Regions from separate parts of the Mus musculus genome. Here regions 2 and 3 are each linked to region 1. A link is a loop called in an ENCODE intact Hi-C map of the cell type or tissue named here. Cell type or tissue: heart. All regions are shown on one strand. Region 1 holds the start of Stxbp4 (syntaxin binding protein 4). Region 2 overlaps Pctp (phosphatidylcholine transfer protein). Region 3 holds the start of Pctp (phosphatidylcholine transfer protein).

Evidence for each region. Peaks named below come from ENCODE experiments on the same cell type or tissue, not always from the same donor. Only the 100,000 strongest peaks of a DNase experiment are listed, where the experiment ranks them.
Region 2: a loop joins it to region 1, with 2.9 times the contacts of the local background. A loop is called at or near these places in 9 of 42 quality-filtered maps.
Region 3: a loop joins it to region 1, with 2.6 times the contacts of the local background. A loop is called at or near these places in 9 of 42 quality-filtered maps.

The regions. Positions count from the first base shown.
Region 1 is chr11:90,634,095-90,642,094 of GRCm38, reverse strand. It overlaps Stxbp4 (syntaxin binding protein 4), which reads left to right and starts at 3,987. Exons shown (of 18, transcript NM_011505.2): 1 at 3,987-4,062. Cox11 (cytochrome c oxidase assembly protein 11, copper chaperone) reads right to left here and starts at 3,911. Exons shown (of 4, transcript NM_199008.2): 1 at 3,543-3,911; 2 at 1,563-1,718. The coding sequence starts at 3,905. In heart, CTCF peaks have their summits at 4,020 and 4,227; a DNase peak (open chromatin) is centred at 3,964; H3K4me3 peaks cover 2,987 bases; H3K27ac peaks cover 1,819 bases.
Region 2 is chr11:89,984,496-89,992,495 of GRCm38, reverse strand. Pctp (phosphatidylcholine transfer protein) reads left to right here. Exons shown (of 6, transcript NM_008796.3): 2 at 1,308-1,425; 3 at 3,722-3,801; 4 at 5,129-5,300; 5 at 6,336-6,403; 6 at 7,740-8,000. The coding sequence ends at 7,805. Among named protein-coding and RNA genes, the nearest start is that of Pctp, 14 kb to the left of the region's middle. In heart, a CTCF peak has its summit at 3,424 (motif pointing left); no DNase peak of the experiment used is centred here; H3K27ac peaks cover 308 bases; H3K27me3 peaks cover 405 bases.
Region 3 is chr11:89,999,773-90,007,772 of GRCm38, reverse strand. Pctp (phosphatidylcholine transfer protein) reads left to right here and starts at 4,879. Exons shown (of 6, transcript NM_008796.3): 1 at 4,879-5,071. The coding sequence starts at 4,931. In heart, no CTCF peak of the experiment used is centred here; a DNase peak (open chromatin) is centred at 4,932; H3K4me3 peaks cover 1,458 bases; H3K27ac peaks cover 1,204 bases.

The DNA of each region.
Region 1 (8,000 bases):
TAGGCCAGGCTGGGCTACACATTGAGACTCTGTCACAAAAACCTCTAATGTTATAGTTACATTCAAAGGGAAGGAAGGCACTTTTAAAAAGTAGACATTTCACTCCCGAGAATCAAATAACCCTATTAAGAAATGGGGTAAAGAGTTAAACAAAGAATTCTCAACTGAGAAATACTGAATGGCTGAGAGGCACATAAAGAAATGTTCAGCATCCTTAGTCATCTGGGCAATGCAAGTCAAAACAACCCGGAGATCCCACCTCACACAGTCAGAATGGCTAAGATCAAACACTCAGGTGACAGATGCGGGCGAGGATGCAGAGAAAGAGGAACACTCCTCCACTGCTGGCGGGATTGCAAGCTGGTACAACCACTCTGGAATTCAGTTTGGAAATCCTCAGAAAATTGGATATAGTACTACCTGAGGACCCAGCTATACCACTCCTGGGCATATACCCAGAAGATGTTCCAACATGTCATAAGGACACATGTTCCACTATGTTCATAGCAGTCTTATTTATAACAGCCAGAAGCTGGAAAGAACCCAGATACAGGAATGGATACAGAAAATGTGGTACATTTACACAATGGAGTACTACTCAGCTATTAAAAACAATGAATTCATGAAATTCTTAGACAAATGCATAGAACCAGAAAATATCATCCTGAGTAAGGTAACCCAATCGCAAAAGAACACACATGATATGCACTCACTGATAAGTGGATATTAGTTCAAAAGCTCCAAATACCCAAGATACAATTCACAGACCATATGAAGCTCAAGAAGAAGGAAGCCTAAAAGTATGGGTGCTTTGGTCCTTCTTAGAAGGAAAACAAAATACTCACAGAATCAAATATGGAGATAAAGTGTAAAGCAGATACTAAAGGAAAGGCCATCCAGATACTGTCCCACCTAGGGATTCATCCCATATACAGTTACTAAACCCAGACACTATTGTGGATGCCAAGAAGTGCATGCTGACAGGAGCCTGATATAGCTGTCTCATGAGAGGCTCTGCCAGAGCCTTACAAATACAGAGACAGATGCTCTCAGCCAACCATTGGACTGATCTCCGGGTCTCCAATAGAGGAGTTAGAGAAGGACTGAAGTAGTTTAAGGGGTTTGCAACCCTATAGGAAGAACAACAATATCAACCAACCAGACCCCCCAGAGCTCCCAGGGACTAAGCCATCAACCAAGGAGTACATATGGCTCCAGCTGCATATGTAGCAGAGGATGGCCTTGTCAGGCATCAATGAGAGGAGGGGTCCTTGGTCCTATGAAGGCTTGATAGATGCCCCAGTGTAGGGGAATCAAGGGCAGGGAGGTGGGAGTGGGTGGGTGGGTGGAGTAACACCCTTATAGAAGCAGGGGGCGTGAGGACAGGGAGGATAATATTTGAAATATTGTAAATAAAGAAACTATCCACAAAAAAAGTAGACATTTCAAAACACTTGTACAACTACATTTCATGAATTATATTTCACAATTATTGAGTGTAATTATTCGTGGGGTGGCCTAGCGTTTTGAAATGACCTTAGACAGGTGCACTAGACACTCACATAGATCTCTGTTTGCTGAGGTCTGAAGTTCCACTGGAGACTGGCATGAACGTCAGCATTGAAGGTGACCTTAATGACCCGGTCCTTGACAGGCACCATGTTCTCGATCTGGTCTGAGGAGTGCCCGGCCACTGCTGATCCTCCAAGTCCAGTAGTCTACAACAGACACTGCATATGGTAAACAGCAGGGTTTAGATCTTCACGGACTTACTGCAGAAAAGTAACATTTGGAAAGCGATTGAATGTTCTACTTGGAGCCAAACTGTATGCTACCTCTGGCCATTCTTGTAACTGCATCAACGGTTTGCCTATATTTGTTAAAGTGATTCCTACTTTTGAAAAGCAAAATTTGAAGACAAACTATTAATCTCTGAGAGGATACCAAATATTTTCAAGTGTAACTTTCATTAAACACAGTCCCCTTCGCTGGCTAGTATATTTTACATAAACTATTATTCACTTAAAAAGTTGAACCAAACCTGGTCATTTTAACTTAAACAAGGAATCCATGTTCCTGTGTATACTTTTCTGTACCATGGGTTTTATAGTTCAAATTAAGTTCATAACTTTATTCTTATATTCTGCTTTCCTAGGGCATCATGACTGTTTTCCCACTTGGGAGATTAATGTTTTCCTGCCTCTTAGCTGTAATTCTCTGCATACACACCTATTTACCCTTCATCACAGTTAATGAGGCCCTGACTTTCTTCCTCTTGTCTGGCTACCCTGCCCGCCAACTACCCTAAAGTAGCAAAAGAGTAATTTGTGTCTGACGTTTCCCCATCACCATTATTTCCTCATTAGAGGTAGAGGTGGTGTTACTTCCAAGGTGTACACACTGCTGCCTGAGGTTATCACAATTCTCACTGCCAGATAATTCACCTTTCTTACACCAGAAAAACAAAAAGCCGAATGAGGCTAAAGGAAGATGCAAAAAAAAAAAAAAAAAAAAAAAAACCCTACCATATTAATATTTTATTATCTTTCTTTCACTTGTTACACACGTTACTTAGCTTTTTCAATTTCTCTCAATATTGTCAAATTAAACTTTAATCCTAAAAGAGAAATCATAAATTTGACCTTAGTTAACAGGTAAGGATATGATTCTGTTTCAGAGACTCAGTTTTAAGATGAACTATTTTTTTTTTCATAAAGGATTTAAATCCGCTGAAGAAAAAGCAAGTTAAGTGTTCCGTCTTTCAATAACAAAACAATTCCTTATATATTCTAGGGACATGTTATTGAAGTTTCTCAAGTTTGGTGTTTAAACTAAAAGGTAGAAAACAGAAAAATAATGTCCTGGGCTCAAGCCTATATTACTGAGTCTGTCACAGTTTTCCTGGGTTACATTTTAATTTGCTCATGAAGAGGGACCATTCTATGGCTTCCCTTATTTATTTATTTCCTTCTCTAAAACTCGTTGATTCCACAAGTAACAGGGCATTCTTTTGGAAATATCGGTGCTTAACGTGGAACTTGATTTTAGGGTTTTTTTCCTTTTTTTTTTTTTTTAAACCTCAGGCTAACCCAGCCTAGCCTGATGATGCTAAACTAGCCTAGGCTGATGATGCTAACCTAGAATGAGGAAAGCTTGAACACAGGAGTGTCAATTCCATTTCTGTGGGTCTCGGCACCACTGTATACTATTAGCATTTTAGGTTGGACAACTATCTGGGGCAGGGGAGGTGTCCTGTGAACCTCCAGGTATGCGACAGCCGCTCTAACTCACCAAGTGTCAGCGGTACCTTCTCCCCGCGCTTCACAGAATGGCTGTGCTGATAGCCCTTTGAAGGGTGGCACCAGCTCCATCATTACCGGAACCGGCTTCCACTTGCAAGGTTTTTTAGTGACCTTGGGCACGTCCTTCCCGGTCTGGATCCGAGGCGACGCCCCCCTCCCCCCTCCGGCGGGTGACCTCGGCCTCCCCGGCAGGGGGATGGCTCAGGTGGGATCCGTGCCGCGCTTCGTCCCCTCCCTTACCTGGCAGTAGAGCCGATAGAGGGGCACCGCGGCGTAGGAGGCCCCCAGCATGCCCACGGCGGCCGCGGCCACGTAGGTGAGCACCGTCTTGTTCCGCCGCCGCCACTCGTCCTCCTGCGCGCGCTGGAAAGGGTTGCTGCTCCTCGGCCGCCGTGGCGGCTGCGTCGCGGGCCCCCGGACCCCGCACGGGCGCTTCCATGTCCCGAGGCGTCTCAGACCCCGCTCCGCGCCTCCGAGCCCATCCCACCCGGGCCTAAGCACCAGCTCTGCGTTCACCACAGTCCGCCCTGACCACCCGGGCTGCCTCCAGCCCCGGCCACACGAAGCCACCAACCTCCATCCCGGACACCAGAGCCCTCCCATAACCCCCCGGAAAGAATGCCCGCCTGGCGGGGCCGCTGGCGAGATCTCGCGAGACCTCGCGAGTCTCGCGGTACCCGGCTTGAGCCTCCGCTGCTGCCTTGACTACCAGATTCCACAGTTAGCAGTGGCGCTACGGAGGCCGGGTGGCCCGAAGAGGGTAAGTTCGCGTTTTCTTGCTAAGTGACTGTGCCTCGCACTTTTGTTTCCTTGGGATGCTTCTTTAGTTTACTTTGCAGAAAATGCATTTGGGCCTTCGGCGTGCAAGCTCCTCACTGGGGCTTGTATCCCCATCTCCCCAAACTTCGCCAGCCTTTGTCTCGACCTAGCGGCCCCCAGCGGCAGCTCTGCCGCGGGGCTCTCACTTGGGGTTCGCTCAGCCCCGTTGCTTTCCGCCGCTGACTGAGCGCAGGCAAACCAACGTCCCTCTTTCTGGAACACTTAGTATGAGAACCGCCTTTCTCTCCAACACCCCGACCTGTGCATCTTCTCAGCCCCATGGGCAGATGTCTCCCACTGCGCTCATCACCCCTCTGCTGTTTACCCAGCAAAACCATTAGGTCAGACAGCCGCCGAAAAAACCAAGTTTGTTCAGAATAGAGGGACCAGGACAGGAGGGCCTTTAAAGGAGGGACTGAAGGAATAAAGACGTGCATCTTGCAGGCACAGACCCCTGGGAAATACGCTAAAGCTTTCTTCAGTTCTCTAAATGTTCCACAAACAAGGACCAATAAATATTAAATAGCACTGAGAGCAGATTCGGAGGTTAAGCATCAATGAATTTACACAAGTCTTGTCCTTGCATAAGTTTAATTTTAATATGACTTCTCCGTAACCTGATGGCCCTATTTCGTGAATGGAAATCACAGTAATTCAAGGAGGGTAAGAATATAATATGATTTTTGCCATTGCTTGAAGCATAGTAAGAATTTTATAAAAGTTAGGTCATTTCTTTTTCAAAATAATGGTTTGGTTTTATTAATTCTTTGAGGGTATTTTACTCTGTATTTGGGTCATATTCATCCCCTACTCCAGGCTCCTCCCAAAACTACCCCCCCCCCCACATTATTATTATCCAGAGTCCAGGCTGAAGGCGAACTAACTCATTGATGTGTTAGTCTGTGAGTGTGATCGGTGTGATCAATTGCACCATTAAAGAAAACTGACTTTCCTTCTTCCAGAAGCTGTAAGAAGCCAATAGCTCTCTCGTGCCCACCTTTCCACCTCCATAAGCTAGAGCTTATTTCTGATGGCCTCTGTGGGTCTAACTATCCCCACATTGTGGATTGGAACCGAAAACTGGAAGAGCTATCAGTCAATCAGCACGTATTCCTTGACTCTCACTGAGCCATACACCTTTTTAGTTTGCTGGGGACATTCCAAACTAAGTCAGGCACAATCACTTTTGTTATTGACTGCAGCCTCTACTGAAGGACTCAGAAAATAAATGTAAAATAAAGGAATTTCAACTAACAGTGTCTGCTATGAAACTAGCTGATGATGGCATGAAGTCATTGAGAGTGACAATGAGGAGGGTAAAAGAAGGTCTAAAGAGGTAAAAGAAGGTCTTCCTGGGGGTGACATTTGAGCCTACTCCCAAACTGTGAAAGAGCTACCCACGAGACAAAAATCTCACATCGTACACAAGTCCAGAGACAGAAATAAGTTGGATAGGATTGAATATCAACAAAGACAAACAACAACAAAAAAAACCAGGGTCCGTGTGGAGCGTGCAGAGCGAGCAGAGTTAACAGTGAAAGGAAATGGGGTCACAGCAGGTACAGACACCTGATACTACAGAGCTATTTCAGCCATGGCTAAGGGACAAAATGGGAGTGATCGGATATGATTTGATTCACACTGCAGGAAGAACATGATGTAAGTCACACGGTGAGAATGAGCAGGGCAAGGGGAAGCAGAAGTGAGGGGCATCTGCATGTTAGTGACAGTGGAGATGATGGCCTTGAAGAAGTAACTGAATAGTGGCCACAGCGCTGAGGGCTGTAGGCATCGTCTAGGACATCACTCTAGTAGGTGGTCACTGAAGTTACAGACTTCTCTTCTCCCATCTTGGTATGACAGTGTTTGGTCACCCTTTCCCTCTACATGTACTTTCATTCTGATACCAGATTGTCAACATTTTGCTCTCATTTTACTTTTCTTACTGCATAGACTCAAATTCCATATGAGGGGGCTGGAGAGGTGGCTCAGACCTTAAGAGCGTTTGCTGTTCTTGCAGAGGACCTGGCTTCTGTTTCCTGCACTCACCTAGGGACACAGAACTGTCTCTGACTTCAGTTCCTGGCTTCTTCTAGCTTCTTCAGGCACTGCACATACATGGCACCTACACGCAGACAATATACTTGTAAATGTTTTTAAAATCCTATGCTAATGCTAATGTGCTTAAAGCTAACAATATATTTCCTTCAACTATTTTCCCTTTCCAGCTATTGTTTCTCCATATTTTTCAAAACAGCTGTATAAATGTGTCAATAATAGGGTTGCAATCATGACTGCTTTCTTATTAATTGAAAGTGAATATCTGAGGAACAGCCATTTTGATAGCAGTAAAGTGATGTAGGTCTTTCTAGATTTCTCTTTTAATAAAATGAAATAGGTACCAATCCAATTCCTGTATGATAATGAAAAATAACAGCTCATGTATATAAAAGTGTTTTTGGATGGTAGCTAAAATGTTTCAATCTCCAATATTCACTTTGAAATGATTTAAAAGTTATATAAACATTGCAGAAATAATACGTTCCCAACTTATCCTTCACCTGGTTTCCAAGATCTTAAAGATCTCTGTACTCTTGGAGACGAGGGCAGACAGACGATATCCTGGAACTGTAAACTGGATCCTTGCATGAGTGTTGATTACAAGGACACAGCACAGGCATCCATCAAGTATTTAACATCAGCCCAATGCTGTGCTATCATAGCATAGTAATACCATGCGATCACCTTGGCCCATCATAGCAGCACACTTCAGAAACAGGTTACTCAACAAATGTATTATATTTCTGGAAGCTGGAGAACCAAGATCAAGGTGGTGGCTGATTTCTCATAAGGATTCTCTCTCACTTGTGGCAGACTTGTGTCCTCCCATGCCTGACAGGAGTCAGCAATCTTGCTGATGTCTTTCTTAAAGGAGCACTAACCCCTTCTGATCAGTCGGTTGTTCCACCATTATGTTCTCATTTAACCTTAATAGCTCTTTCACCATCTGAACAGAGCTCCACCAGGGCCAGGTTTTCAACCTGTGGGTTTTAAGGAATGTGCCAGTTCAGAACTTCACACCCTGGTGTCCAAGAACTCTGCTGAAATTAATACTGCGTATGCTGCTGTTTCCAACTTAGTTCTAGAATCTGGTCCAGGACGGCCCCTGGCTTCCAGTTGTCTTGCCCTTTAGTTTGCACCAGTGTGAAGCTGTTCTTTAGCCTTTCTCCATGGCCTTGAGATGTTTAACTACCTCATGGTTAATTGGTACACTATCCCTTGGTATGCATGTAAATGATTTTTGTTATGACTTTTTTTTGTTTTTGTTTTGTTTTGTTTTGTTTTTTTTGAGACAGGGTTTCTCTGTGTAGCCCTGGCTGTCCTGGAACTCACTCTGTAGACCAGGCTGGTCTCAAACTCAGAAATCCACCTGCCTCTGCCTCCCGAGTGCTGGGAATAAAGGCGTGTGCCGCCACTGCCCGGATTGTGTATGATTTTTATGAGCCTTTGTAGCAGCACAACTGAAGCAATGTGCCTGTCTCATTGAATTTCCTTAGGAGTCACATAGTGACATCCTGATTCATGACCAAGGTTTTTATCTCTTTACTGAGGTGTATCTTCAGGGATTTGTTTCTAGTTTTGTTGTTTAGAGTTAGGGTCTCCCAGAGAAACCCAGGCTGGCCTCAAACTCAAAAATCCTCCTGCATCAGCCTCCAGCACTACAATTACAGATGTATATCACCATACCTGGCCAAGTTTCTTTATTACAAGGGATATAAAAATTATTTTATGCTCATTAAGAAACAACTAATGTGGTTTGCGGGGAAAAGCTATTGGAACCATCTGTAAGACTGAGTATTACTCCTTAACACATTCTTT
Region 2 (8,000 bases), 650 kb after region 1:
TAAAATAAACAAAAACATATAACCCCTCCACATACACACTCCAAAGTAAAAACAATTGAAAAACTCTGTCTTGTAAAGGACTTCACAAGAAAACATTGGTTTCATTGTGCTCTGTGGATATGTAGGATATACCCCTTCCTCAGAACTCTGGCTGCCCATGGAGCATACCTGGTTCCTGGCAATCAGCCAGACTAGACTAGAACTCTTACCCCAATAGCTCACAGATCCCCCTTTCCAGTTTCTTCTGTGTTAGTCGAGTCCACTCCATCACCTGTCATGTCCAGCAGTGGTTGGCTGAATTCTCCTTGGTGATCTATTTCCCTCCCCTCATTCTTCCAGCAGTAATTCCTACTGAATTTACCTTCCCGGTCTTCCCACCATGGATGTTAGCTTCCCGTTTCTGCATTATTATCTGGAATAGTGTACTGGGTTTTATTTTCTTTCTTTCTTTCCTTCCATTCTTCCATCCATCCATCCACCCACCCACCCACCCATCTATCCTACATCCTGACCAAAGTTTCCCTTCCCTACTTTCCCAGTTTCTCCTGCTCCTCCCCCTTCTCCTCTGTTTCTCTTCTGAAAGAGGGGCAGGCCTCCAGTGGATTATCAACTAGGCATGAGTGCACCAAGTTTTAAAGGTCATTTCTGTACCTCTATGGTGTTGTTCTTTACCAACTCAAAAGCTTTTGCAATCTAACTAGATCTGGCCCAAACTATCCTTAGTCATATCTGGCCACATCTCTGTCCACAGTCCTCCTCTGGCTTTCCAGAGCAATGAGAATCAAAGCCCTACTCTTACCATGGTTTTCAAGGTCTTTGGTGTCTTGACTCTTCAATATCTCTAACCTCTGCTCCTACCACTCTGAGATCTAGACATTTCTCTTTAATCACATCAGTCTATCTATTACTCTTACCAGGAGTGGCTTTCTTCATTTCCCAATGGCCAGTCTTTCTGACGTTTAGAACATGATATCTTGCTAATTCTTGGGAGATGGTTCCTTATAGTGGCCTTTTCTACCTACTGTTGACACAGGTCCTCCACAAAACACTGCTTACTATGTAACTCTTCTTATATCCTACTTAAATTATCTGGCTAATGCTTATGACTATTCCCTCCACCAACACCTGCAGCTGTATATAAGACACAGGAGACCAGGAGCCCTACCTCTTCCTGTTCTGTGGTCACCAAGACCCCACAAGAGAGCAGTGTTTGGTGTGGTTGAACCCCAGGTCCAGTTGTTTTGTATGTGATGTGGAATCTCAACTCCAGCATCAACAAATTGTTCCCCCCACCTCTGTCTCCATAGCCAAGTGGACTTTATGAGTATAAGGTGTTCGGTGTCCTGGAAGGCTGCTCGCCGGCTCTCCTCGCAGATGTTTACATGGACTTAGACTACAGAAAACAATGGGACCAGTATGTGAAAGGTGAGTGATGGCTTGTGTCAATTAAGAATCCTTTGAGAGTTAATCTACTTTTGACTAATTTAGTCTTGTTATACTTGAGGCTATAGCATGGCCTTCACCACCTCCAGTACTCACCTTCACAGAGGCTTCGAGGCAGTCTTCCATCTGTCCTCACGGTTGCTTTGCCTTGCTTCCGGAGCTGTGCTTGCACACATAGCTTGATTGCCATGGACGCCTTCCCAGAAGATAGGCAGCCAAACTTCCTTTTGGAAATCGAATCAAAGATCTCCAGATGAGCAAGGGCGCATGCATGTGAGGAAGTGAGAGACTGGGAGAGGGGGTAGCTGGAGGGCCCTGGAGGTCCAGGAAGCCTCAAGACAGAGGGCGCAAAGCAGCTTGTTCAGAAGTCACTGGCAGGTGGGGTTGTGGGGTGGTGATGTCCTCTGACCCACCTCCTCTACTAGTAATCTGAGAACATCTCATGACCCATAGCAGGGACAGGATCTACAGCCTACATAGTCTATATAATGGAGAGAAACACCGAGTTGGAAACCATTAAACAGAGAACCCCCTACATCTCAGAGGGTCAGTGTCCCTGTCATCTCAGCCACTGTCGAAGAGACTTGCACAGTGAAGTGTTTAGTCAAGACTACTGCAAGTGTCAAAGGCGCACCCCCATCCGGATGTTTCTTCAGCTCTAGCCTGTGCCCCTCTGTATTGACCTAATTCTCAGGCAGGTTCCTGTTCCTTGGGAACGTGTCCTCCAGAAGATACAGACTCAGACTCTCATCATGCAAATAACTCCAGGAAAGAGAGTCACACCTTCCCGATAAAGTCAGCCAGAGTGCCGGGACTCACTCTCTGCAGCTCTTCTCAAAGCGACTGCTTGTTTTGTGAATCCTGGACATGGAATCAGGCAGCAGCTTCATGCTCTCACATACTCGTCTTCATTAGGGAACGTCAGCACATGGGCCTAGCCAAGGGAGCCGACTGACACCGTCCCACTCCCCCAGCAGCCATAAGGCAATCATGTGACACACACTTTGCCCATAGATGCCTGTGTGGGTCCTGCTTGGAAAAGAGCCATGTGAGGAGGTAGCTAGCCTGTAAAACCACCTTTGTTCATGTCAGCTAAGGTAGCTGACTTTAAAAAATGAAAAGTAAAATAAATAAATTGATGGGAGCACAAAAGAAAAGTAACTGCAGAACCTACCATCAGCTGTCCACACTGTGGTTTCTGGTACAGTGAAGCTGTTGTTAGATTTGCTAGGACAATCTGGAAGTCCTGACTGTACTGCTTTTGGGTTTTAGGACTACCCAAGAGTCTTGTGATCCATTGGGCCTAAAAAGGCCATGGTCATTCATTTATTATGGTCATATCTTGCTCCTTTTCCAAACCCTGAAATTGCTCCTTTACCTACTTAAACCTCATAGTAGAGAAGGGTAAGGCAGTGTGTGAGGGAGGGGGCAGTGTGGGGGGGGAGGGGGAGCAGCAAGAATACTAAACACACAGAGGCAACAGGCCCACTCATTCTTTCCCTTCATGACTGTCTTTAGTGTCCTATTGACATCAAGAGGCCACAAAGCTCCCTAATCAACAGTCTGTTTCTGATAGCATTCTTCTACATGCTACATGGACCCTTGACATCTCACCCACGGATGTCTTGATCCTCTCTGGATGGTTAGATGGGAGCCCACCGCACAGGCTAAGCATAGGCTGCTCTTTGGTTCTTTCACTCTGTCCTCCAAGAGCTACAGTTTGCATGTCCTGACACTAGAGCACAAACATTAAGGGAATTTGGTTCCCAAAGCTGTAGCAGGTGGTTAGAGGAAAGACACAAGAAACCCAGCGTTAGCCATAGTTCAGCCATGTTCCGGCTGTTTGAGAACACAGCTCTCTGTGGGCCTTTTGTTTCCCAGATGTCCTGAACTTATACATGCTAGGCTCTGACTTCCTCAGTGTCTGGCTAAGCGTTGGGAGGCAAACCTTGATGGTACTCCCGGTCCTCTAGTGACACCTGGTGGTTGGCCTGCTTTAATGCCGATGGTAATTTCTTATACCGGGTTCCTTACATTCTATCCCTGCCTTCTGTTGGTACCATGGACAAGTGTTGGGGGCTTATTTAGGTTTTCTGTGTTTCCATGTCCTCTAGACCACCCCTAGGCAGCAAGCTTTCAGCGACATTAAATATACTTTTGTTTTAAAAAATAGTTCTATGTCTTGTGAGTTGAGGGGTTTGTCACACACTGAGGCTGAAAAGGCTCCTTGAGGCCACTGGGTTTGGCAGGTACGTTAACCTCTTGTGTTCTGCTTCAGAACTCTACGAGAAGGAGAGTGATGAACAGATGGTGGCATACTGGGAAGTGAAGTACCCTTTCCCGCTGTCCAACAGAGATGTATCCTTTCTGTACGGCACTCTGTTCTTTGTCTCTCTTCGTGTGCTGCGTTCCCCAGCCGCCGCCCTTACACTGGGATCCACTAACGTCACGGCACTGTCTTGGGTCCTTACAGAACTGTATGCTAATCCTGGAGCTTCTTGTGTGACTTTTGGAGAGTCCAGAGTGTTCTTTCTGGGTGTGACCACTTAGGGCAGGAACCACACCCGGGGTCGCTGGAAGGCAACCTCCAGAGAAAGTGTCAAAGGTGGAAATTGATGAGTCTCAAAAATTGGGAGTCCGGGGAGAACAGGTTATGAAGAGTGTGAGTCCAGATCTTTTGATCTCACAGAAGAGCAGGTGGGTCCCATGGACGTGAGCTAACAACTAACAGGCAGACAGACTGATACGGCAGAGGAACCAGGCCTCACCACTTTGTTTCTAACCTCTCTTCAGCGTGGCCCTCTTGACTGCTGTCCTGGATACCAGGTGTATGATTTTCCTTTCCATTTTTTCGTTTATAAAGTGAAGTGGTTGACTGAAATGCAGGGAGTTTTCCCTCCCGTCTAAGCCTATTAATTGTTGTTGCTGCAGACAAATAGCTGCCCTGACAATAGTCCACCTAAGGACATTGGAGATGAGAAAGTATAATGATTTGTATGGAAGAAGAGGCCACCGTGAAGCCGATCACTTTGTACATTAATTTTAGAATGAATAGAAAGTAAAGATTGAGGCTTTTAAAGACGTCATTGTCTTTGATGGACTAGCACTGCCGACCTTGGGAATGTTTTGTGCATGCTTCCAGAGGTGGAATTGTTTTTGCTGTTCTTGGTCAACCAGTGTTAATTCAAAGAGTACATCTGCTTACTAAAATTCGAGGTGTGCGTAAGTGTTCCTACAGTTGAGTTGTGACAAGGACACCTTCCATGGGTAGAGGTCTGTGGTGACAGCTGCGGATGAGACAATATCTATGGGTTGATGCAATTTCTATCCAGTGTTTTTCTGCCCCTGGATTTCTCTAATGCCCCTAACATCCCGGCCTGTGGACCTGAGAGTGTTTGATTAGCGTCCCCATGATTACAGCTAAGTGAATAGTGCTCTCAGGATGCCTTCCTGGAGAAGGAGGAAGGTGACCCTTGTGTAACCAAGCATTCAGGGGATCTGCTCACAGCCAGGTAACAGGCACTCTCCAGTGAGAATTACCGTTGACTGTGAGGTTCAGCTCTGCAGGGAAAGTGGGCATTCTGCAGAAGGGACCAGTTGTTACGTGGAAGGTGCAGAGAGACCTTCCATTGCCACCAGTGTGGGCTGCTCTTTCGCTGGCATCATGCCTTGACTGGCTATGCAGTACGTCTACACCCGCCAGCGCCGAGACCTGGATGTGGACGGGAGGAAGATCTACGTGGTCCTGGCCCAGAGTATCTCGGCACCTCAGTTTCCCGAGAAGTCTGGGGTCATCCGAGTGAAACAGTACAAACAGAGCCTGGCGATCGAGAGTGACGGCAAGAAGGGGAGCAGAGGTAAAGCTTTCGGGGCAGGGCAGCAGCTAAGCCAGTGCCATTTGAGTAGGAGGCAGCTTAGGCAAAAGCTTATCCAGTGAATGTAACCATGGCCCGGGAACAAAGGAGACGTGAGGTGGCCATGTGGGAGTGTTTGGATCCACATCAGAGATTGGCTAGGCCTCAGTGTAGATGTTCCAGTCTGATGCGGTGCACTCTTCTGCTTGTTAACATTTATTTATTTTATTCTTACATGTTCATTAGTGTGTTTTGCCCACATGCGTTTCTTGCCTGATGTTTGTGGAGATCAGAAGACGGCATCATATCTCCTGGGACTAGAGTTACAGGTGGTTGTCAGCCACTACGTGGGTGCTGGGAATTGAACCAGGATCCTCCTTAAGAGCAATACAGGCTCTTAAAAGCTGAGGCAACTCTCCAGCCCCACCCACCACCCATTCATTCTTTGTTGTCCAAATGAAATCAGAACATTGAAACCCTTGAGTTTAGAAAGAGTTGCTTCCGGCTTACCCTGTAGCTATAGGGACCGAGCCTAGACAGGGCTAGGGGATTGGCAGGTGTGGATTGGAGGATCCAGCCCTTCACACACACAAGGCCAGAGACTTAAGAACATCGAGTTCCAGTCTCCAAGAAGGAAAACGGGGCAACCGCATCTGCCATACCGGCATGAATGTGGCCCACAAAATCCGAACCCTAAGTCTGCTGCTTGTTAGGTCTGTCTTCTCATTTTTCTGAGCTTTATTTCCTCGTGTATGCTAACCGTCAGTTCCTTGGGGCTGTTTGGATAACGATGATGTGCAAACGTCTAGCGTTCATCAGGTGTCTAAGAAAGCACAGCCAAGTGTTTCCCTGGCTGCATTTTCAACAGTACTCCTGTGTCAGTAGCCGCAAGGCAGGTCGGGGCATTTCACGTGCTCCTTCCTCTGCGCTGTCTGGGTCCCAGTCGGAAGACGGCTTTGCGGAGCTTTGTTATTGTATTTTTCTAGCCCCCGTGTCCCCCCCCCCACTCCTCCTGAATTGTCTTCTCTTCTCTTTTAGTTTTCATGTACTACTTTGATAACCCGGGTGGCCAAATTCCGTCCTGGCTCATTAACTGGGCAGCCAAGGTGAGATCCCAGGAGTTAGGCAGTGGGGAGTGTGCATTTGACAAATGTTGACTTAGCCTGTGGGTTGTCACAAGATGCATTGTCCCAGGGTAACGAGAGTCTTTTATGAAGAGCTCGGTTGAGTGACTTGGTGATTATTGGAGTGGCCAACACCCAGGATGGAGGCTGAGACATAGGACAAAGACTCTGTTAGCCAAGAATGTCAGCCCTTCCCTGCTGGTAGCCACGGACCCTCCATGATTACTCGCTGGAACTTCCAGACGTAAGGCTGCCCCTTACAGGGACTCCAGTGTTTTCAGTATCTGCTTATGAGACAGTCAGACCTTGCTTAGAGACAAGCAGACCCTCCCTGGCTCAGAGGAAACCTCTAGTTCGGTTGTCTTTGCTGTTTTTCAGTCTCTCGGGCCAAGTTACAGTGGTAGTGACTCAGATCACTATAGGCTGCCACTCCTAGGGTCCTGCATCACTGTGACAATTCAGCAGGCTTTGTGCAGGTCCTGTGGTGAACTCCAGTGGCTCATGGGAAAGTAAGAATGCCTATAGGTGTCAGAGGCAAACAGATGCAATTCTGAACCTGGGCTCTGTTACTGACTGTTTTCTGTTAGTCAGGGAAGTCCAACTTCCTTTTTTTTTTTTTTTTCAAAAACTGAAGATGAATAATGCCCCCTGCATGGAGATGAAGTCAGTGAAACAGCATTTTTGCAAAGTCATGCACAGTGCTTGACACTGTACAACATATCCCATCCCCTAACCACAAACACTATTTTTTTTAAAACAGTAAGACAAGCCCTTCCACTTCTTTAAGGAAGTATCCAGCAATCTAATTCCGACTCTTGATTTACTTTGTTCCAGTCTTTTGTTTTGTTTTAATTTTTTCTTTCCTTTTTAAAAAAATATTTTTAAGAAATTATATGCATATGTGGATGGGGATGTGTGCATATGTGTCTGGAGGGTCCAGTTGGCCCTGGAGCTGGAGTGACAGGTGGCTGTGAGCTATCTGACATAGGTGCTGGGACCTGACCTCAGATTCATCACAGGAAAAGCATGTGCTTTTAGGCTGAGCCCTAGTCCTAGCCTCCCTTCCTTTTTAATTAATAATAATTTCAAAAGGAGCTCTGTAGTTTTTATTAGCAGAAGTCAACTCGAAGGCCCTGTCTTTCAAGCCTTTCAAGTCTGTCTGCTCTGGGTCTTGCCTTCTGCCGTTTTCTGTGACAGCGTCATGTTGAAATTGGATCAGGGGCCCCATTGTCTTTGATTACCCCCCAAACCCATTGTTTTTCTCTGCCACACTCCAGAGAATGAAGGATACATAGAAACATAGTCTTTTCTTTTGCAGAATGGAGTTCCAAACTTTTTGAAGGACATGGTGAAAGCGTGTCAGAACTACCACAAGAAAACCTAAGGAGGGGACTGGGACTCCGTCATCCATGAAGGACATCTCTGGCTGTGCTACACCACCTGAGGCTCGCCCTTCCATTCATACTTCCCATCTTCAAAGCGCTACTCATTCCCAAGCAACCTTGCCTCTGGCCAGCTCCATCGGCTCCATTGCTGCCTTCTTTCCCAATGGTCATACTCAGAGCCTGTTACCTTCTTC
Region 3 (8,000 bases), 630 kb after region 1:
CATTGCAGTTTTGAGTATCAGAAAAGGACCTAATAGCAATCACACTATAAAAGAGCTTAACAATCACAGATATAATTTTAGGAATTCTTATAGGATCATCATTAAGAATTAAGTCATCTATTTGTCTATATACCATCACTACAAGACAGTACATCTTCGTGGATCAGCAGAGATCTGCTCCAAAGGGATATGCTATTACTTGGTGATTGTTATATATGTTTAATAATATCAGGAAAAGCATATTAATAGCAGGAAATTTTCCTAAAATGAATTCCTTATAGCCTTGCTTCCTAAGGGTGAACCTGTCACAGATTATATAATAATCTGAAGCAGGCCATTTTAGGATGATCACCTGCTAGTTATTAGCTTGTCCCATTATGGCTCCTGACAAAGCATGTCTATGAAGATGTGTGTATAGTCTACAGTGTGAACAATACTTATCCTAGCTGGGTATCTAGGAATGGAAAGGCTGGATGGTAGGGTAGTTACGTGTTTAACTTCTTAAGAAGTTATGAAAAGTTTCTCAAAGAGTTTAAACAGTTTTACTCCTATCACGAGAGAGAGAGAGAGAAAGAGAGAGAAAGACAGAGACAGAGACAGAGAGACAGACAGAGAGAAAGAGAGAGACAGAGAGAGAGAGACAGGGGAGACAGGGGGAGACAGAGACAGACAGAGACAGAGAGAGACTGAGAGACAGAGACGGACAGAGAGAAAAAGAGAGATAGAGACAGAGGGAGAGAGAGACAGTGAGAGACAGAGAGCGACAGCCAGACACACACACTTACAGAGAGAAAGGGAGAGAGAAAAAAAGAGAGAGAAAGAGAGAGAGAGAGAGAGACCTAGCTCCTCCTCAGCTTTGCCAACACTTTTTATTGGGATTCTCTCTTTTTTCTTTAAAAAATACATTTATCTATTATTTCTCTCTCTCTCTCTCTCTCTCTCTCTCTCTCTCTCTCTCTCTCTCTCTCTCTCTCTCTGTGTGTGTGTGTGTGTTTGTGGTATAAAAATGCCATTAACACAGGTGTGGAGGTCAGAAGACAACCTATGTAATTCGGCTTCCTCCTTCCATCCTGTGTGTTCTGGGACTTGAACTCAGCTCATGAGACTCTGCAGCAAGCACCTTTTCCCATGGAGCCTCCTTCCTAGCCCTGATGAATTCTTTGCCTTTAGCCATTCTAATAACTATACAGTAATACCTCACTCTGGTTTTAATGCAAACTGTCTGAAGGACCAATAATGCCGAACCTCTTTCCCTGTCATTTGGTAATAGCTTCTAGGTGAGATACATAATTAAATATTATATTCACTTTTGTTTTCCATAGGTTTTTTTTTATATTGACACTGAGGAGTTCATATCCTTGTTTTTACTGCACAGTTAAACAACACCAAGTTAATCAATCTCTTATTGACCTCTTAAACAGAACTCTGCCTCACCTTGTGCTGTTTTCCGTGTTGTTGAACATTTTCATTACGTTTCAGCTTCCTGAGTCCTTCTCACCCTCGCTCCTCTCTATCTCCCCCACCGCCTACTCACCCCACACCCCACCTTCCTGTTCTCTTCTTCTGGAATTCAAGTCAGAAATTCTTGGCAGTTCTGCATGGCTAGATGGACCTTAGTGAGTGGCACATTCACACTTAGTTTCTCTATCTCCTCATGGTGTTCTCTCAGGGTCACCTCTTCACTTCTGTATCACTCCTACATTATAGTAAGCCAGCCATTTGATGATGCTAAGTTTTCATTTCAATAACTGTTTTCCATTTGTAGAAATTCTACTGTGTGTGTGTGTTCTGTTCTTTTATTACAGCCTGGGACTCCTTTTGGATTGCTATAAATGCACCAACTAGTTTTCACATTGGAGTTATCATCATCATCTGCTTTCATCAAAAGATTAGAACCTTTTTGGTTTTAATTGTATATCTTCTAATTCCTTCATATGGAGAGCTGTTTCCTCGGGTACTGTTATTATTTTTAAGGATCAGATCTAGGGCCTCATGCTTCTGAGGCAGCTGCTCTGCCACTGAACCATGTCCTAGGTCCCGTTTCCTCAGGCCTAGGTGACTCTTAATTCTGTTTTGTACATCTTTCTCCTGTGGTAACTCTGTGTTGTGAAAGTATCTCCTGTTTTGATCCTGGCAACAACCCAGAGGTTGAATGGTCCTAGTCGAATTTTGTGCCTACTCATTACCTGTGGTTCTCAACACAGGCATCAAAGGCAGAAGTATTGTGTTTGGGTGTCCCCAAGCCCCTGAAGACAGGAAGTCTGAGGGATGCAGGCTGAGTTGCTGATGCTTGTGTGTGACTTGAAGATTCTGCTCTACCTATAGCAGATGGGGAGCTGGACCAGAGTCCCCTTATAAAGCCTGAATCCGCTAAGAACTCTGTTGTTCCGATGAAAACAGGAAGTTCTCCTCCTCAAAGAGACGCACGCTCTTCCTACACTGGAGAGAGATTAAAATCCATGCTAAATTCAGCAGAGGACCTGTCTGTCACACCTTTGCCACACTAAGCTGTCTAGAGGACATTCTTTGGTAAGCACAGAATGACAGGACTCCTTATGACTTGATACTAGCAGCAAGACTTGTTCCTTGGCTTTACGACATGCCCTCTGACATATTTGATATATGTGGACAGGTGTCAATAGGGTGACAGAAAGGGTTCATTCTCAACAGGGGTCATGCTCAACAGCCTCTTTTATAAAGGAGCTCCTCCACGGACACAGGATTGCAGAACCAGGGGTGGGGAGTATGGGGATGGGGAAACGCCAAGGCAGATGCTATCCATTCTGAAACATCCTTTCCCATGGACCTCTCTCTCTGTGGCTCCCACTCTGTCTCCCTTTTCTGAACTCTACCCCGCACTTCTTTGTTCTCAGCTGTGTGCCTACAATTATTATTATTATTTTTTTTTTGGTCTGTCTTATCCAGCGTTTCAACAGCTGAGACCAGGAGCTTGGGTGGCTGCGTAGTCAGTTCATCTAAGAAGGCATCTCCTCTCCAGCACACAGGAGGCAAAGGCAGGGATATCTCCATGAGTTCCTAGTCAGGTCTTCACTGTGAGACCTGGATCTTCCACCCCACACACCCTAAAGAGACATTTTCTCATAAAGGAAACAGGTTGGATTATTTATGTAAATCGTCAATAACAGGCCTTAAACAAAAAAGGTGTTTTGTTTTGTTTTATTTACAAAAAAAAAAAACAAAAACAAAAACCCAACTATTTAAAGCCAGTTTACAAAAGCTCCAAGGTCACATTTGCCACAGCACAGACAAATTACAATTTTATTCACCTCAACATTAATTTCTTTTTCCTACAGGACAGAAGAAAGCCATTGTAGATTCTTTTGTGGGTGGGTGGGTGGGGGGGACCTGCATGAAAGAAAACCTGCTTGGTAACATGATTGTATTCTGTATTGACAAAAATAAAATAACGTGTGTGTGTGTGTGTGTGTGTGTGTGTGTGTGTGTGTGAGAGAGAGAGAGAGAGAGAGAGAGAGAGAGAGAGAGAGGCAGACAGACAGACAACATATTTAAACATGTACAATAAAGCAGTTTGAATTTGGTCTCTTGTTTCTTCTATGGTCCTGTTCATTCCCTTGGGCCTCTCTTAATCCATCAATATTTCTGTGGTGACAAAGTTCCGATCCCATGAAAGCACACAATCATGACTGGTCCTTTGGCAATCTTTGACAATCCTCCACATTGGTTTCCTTGTTGGATGAGTGTGAGTGGATTGCTTGTTTCAGTAATAGTTTACACCTGTGAGAAAGCTTACAGGCTACCACTAAAACTGCAAGGAAATTTGTCTTGAAGCAATCTTTCCCGTGTTTTGGAATAACTTACTTTCCTTCTGTCCTGTACAAGAAAATCCATGCTGAGGCAAATAAAACAGTGATCTGTCTGTTTTTTGGCAAATGTGACCGTGGGGCTTTTGTAAACTGGCTTTCAATAGTTTTTTTTTTTAACCACTTTTTTTCCCCTTCTAGTATTGAAAAAATTGTGTTTCAGTTTATTCCTGAAAAACAAGAGGGAATGATCATTAAATACCACTTTGGTAGGCACTGGGATATTCTACGGCCCTCGACTATTTAAGGCAGCACAGTCTTTGACCCATTTTACAGATTAGGCAATTTGGCTTTCCAGGCGGTCTTGGCAATTGAGTGGTGTTTGCACTTATCTTTGAACTCCCTACTTTACTCAAAGCCAGGGTTGCAGATTTCGGCTGAGTAAGACTCAAATGAACAAAAAGATCTTTGAGTTGCAAGACCTAAATTATGCAAGCTGCAGAAATCCAGGTACCTTATCTTTCATATCATTTGTACCCACAAAAATCTTGTCCATTGTGATCTGATTTCTTAATTGTGACTTCCTTGCCCTTCTGCTGATTCTAAGGGATTGATTCACAAAACACGGTTTCAAAATGTATACCAGAAAGAAGAGCATTTTTAAAAAATTATATATATATATAAAACTAGCATCTGACCTCTGAGACTTTCAAGCATTTGTGTTCGGTCCCTCTCCCCAAATGTCTTCCAGAGACCTTTCCACCTTCAGAGAGGTAGGGGGTAGGAATCTCACGCAGGTTTGAAGGGTGTGGAGGTGAGTATAGGATGTGCTGGCCCTACTTCCAGAAGTTTCCCTACTTCTTCAGCCCTTCCTTCTTTCTCCAGATAAGCGACAGCTTTTTTTCTAGTATTTTTTAACTCGGCATTCTTCTTAACCTTTGCTTAGCCCCGCCTGTCTTCAGATCTGGAACCGCCCTCTTAACCTCCGCTCCCCACCCCCGCCCTCCCACGTCCCGCCTCCTCGACCAAGTCCCGCCTTCTCTCTTCCCTGCCAATCAGGTTGGGGTCACCTTGTGACCCCGCCCCCGATCTCTCTAAGGGCCAGTGAGTGACCTGCGCTCCGGGCGCTGTATCCTGGCTGCGGAAGGATGGCGGGGGCCGCATGCTGCTTCTCGGACGAGCAGTTCCGGGAGGCTTGTGCTGAACTCCAGAAACCGGCGCTGACCGGGGCCGATTGGCAGCTCCTGGTAGAGGCCTCAGGCATAACCATCTACCGGCTGCTGGACCAGGTAGCAACTGACCTGCCCGCTGGAGGAGGTCAGGGGCCTGGGCCCCCTGGTTAGGACTCGCCAAGGGTACTCCACTGCTCTGCAGGGGTGACTAGGCTCCTTGGAGCTACTTTACCCTGTGTAGATCTTATGCGGCTGGCAGGTTGTCCGAGCTCAGCCTCAGGTCATTCCTGTTGCTAGACTTCTGAGTTGTAATTTATGTTTTACTCTGCAGCGTTTGCAAAAAAAATCAAACGGCCTGGGAGTAGGGAATTGTATTTAACGGCTCGTGGTTGAAGATGGGGCGAGGTGCCAAAGAAACCCACCCGGTCTAGGATCTGGACTTTCACTGGGAGTGGGTATAACGGGTCCAATACAGGGTTTCCGAGATCGAGCTGGAGTGGCGTGCCCGTGGACATATAGGAGTGTGTGTTTATCTACATTCACAAGAGAGAGGCATTTGGCAGCAATCAGCTGATAGAAAACAGAAAATGAGTAGTTTGGAAGTTTAGCCCAACTTCAGTCCGTTTGTTTGCTAGGAAAATTGAAACATTGGTCTATTCATTCCTACACCATGCCAGTGTCTGCAGAGAACATGTTTCCTTTTGCCAGATGGGTGCCAGTTCTGTATGGGGTACAGAAGGGCCATGTCCTGAGGCAGGTAGGAAAGAGACAAGACTCATGGACTGGATGTTCAGAGCTGGCCAAGAGGTAACAGTAGCAATTCCATCAATTTAGTGACTGTCTTCTGTGTGGGTGTGATCTAATTTTAAGGTCTATTTAATAATTCGGTTGTGAAACTTCATGCAGAAAGAGCAATGGAGGCCGGAGGAGGAGTGTAGTTGGTTGTTAAGCATCTTGAGGCATCTTAAGAAGCCATTGGAACCAAGTAGCTAGTCAGGTGGGAGAAACTGGAGGTTTGGCATCAGTTGCTTTGCTGTAGGCAACAGAAGTTCCTTGGCACAAGATCAGACTGGTATAGCAAAGGATTCCAAATACTGATCTATTATGGGAGCCTTGGCTTTCACAGGTGAAGGAAGCAGACATGGAGGAATGGCGTAACTGTGTCACAGAGGCAGAGAAGTTCAGGACAGATGCAGTTGGAGGGTTTATAACCTAGTGCGAGACATTTGTGGAACAAGTTGGATTAGACGGAACTGTGTGAAGGTGGATGGCGTTTCTGGCGTGCAGAGGTGGCCTCCCTACAGCTGAGGTCACCCAAGCTTCGTCTGTGAGGTTACATCGCAGCCTGGATCTACATAGTTTCACAGTCCTCTGGGGTTAGGGCTACTTTGTGAGGTTGGCAATAGGAAATTCTACTGTATGCCTCTGCCGTGTCAGAGACAGGAACTCACTGACGATAATTATCAGCCTGGAGGATGGCTTTGTGCCGTGCCCCACTTAAACTTCAGTGCACAGAGAGAACCTCTAGCTGCCCTTTTGTCTTTTCGCTAATTGTGCTCACATGCATCCACAGGTGTGTGCTTCTTACAAGAGACCCCGTGCCACATACAGCACACAGAACTAGCATCCTATTGAGACTTTAACAACTCCCAGTGTGAAACTGGACAGGACACTTTGAGGCAAAACTCCTGCTCTCTCCCTGCCCTTACCCTGCCAGCCACATAACCAGGCACTCGCTGAGTTGTGTGTCAGGTATCAGAACTCCATCCCTCCCCTTTCTCTTCCGTTTTGAGTTTGGCTTCTCAGCACCTCTCACCTCATATTGCCTCATCTTTATAACTGGTCCCTTGGCCTTCTGCCTGTTGACTGTCTCCTATCCCAAATGTTCAGCACCCGACAGCCAGTTTGTGATCTTATCGATGTCATCCTTAGTCACAGAATTACTACCAGTCATTGTGATAGCCAACACTTGCAGCATACTGTCATGTAATCTGGGCACCAGATACTTGGCAGATATTGACTTACTCCGGTCTAATGTCAGCCCTAGGGTAGATGCTATTGATCATCACCTTTTTGCCCATTTGGAAAGGAGTGTGTGGAGGAAATGAGTTGGTTGGTTTGAAATTATCATCAGCCTCTGAACCCAGCTGTTTGGTCCCACACTTGTTTCTTAAAACCCTTTGTCTCTCTGGACAGAAGGCACAGGCCGGGTGGAAAGCTAAGTCTCAGTTCACCTTTTCCTGCAGCATCTGCCCATTCCCTTGGATGTAGGCCATCCTCTGTACATGAACATAAAGACATCACGGTTCTAGGAAGGTACATGATATAGCCAAGGCTTGGGATTCAGAGGTGTTCCCAGGGTAACACGCAGGCTTTCTGTCCATGAAGCCCCTTCCTTACTCTACCTCCTACATCATTCTTTGGTAGAGAACCTGGAATATAGAATGGACTATGCTGAGAGAGATGGACTGCCTCATTATTAATGTATGGAAAGAGAGACCAAAGACTGGTTATATACCCATTCGATGGTTATTGATGCTCTACAGTGATTTAAGTGACATGACACTCAAAGAGAGTGTCCTTTCTGAAGGTCCAGTGGTTTGCTTAGGAAGATACTGTGCAGGTTGGTTAGACTAATGGGCTTTTAAGGATCATGCTTAGCATGTTGTTGATGGCCTCAAGGTGGCCATTGGTGAGTGACTGATTTGCCTTCCATCCTCCTCATCCGAGGCAGTTGAGGTGGTCATCTTGCTGTTCCTTGTGGTTTTCCCTTTAGCATCCTTTATTGAAATGAGGATGGAAGGAAGACAAACTGCACATATAAATGCAGCTGTGACGGGTTTACTGTGAGGTTTTGAAAGGGTTAAGAACAAATTCAGAGGCTTTGGAGCACTCTTCGATGATATACGTTATATTTTAAATAAAAAAGTAAATTTTGCCATCTTTTAAAGTAGATGCAAATGATTCTGTGTAGCTCAGGTTATCCTGGAACTCTGGATGATCTTTCTGTGCCAGAGTCCCGAGTGCTGGCATTTAGGGACATGCG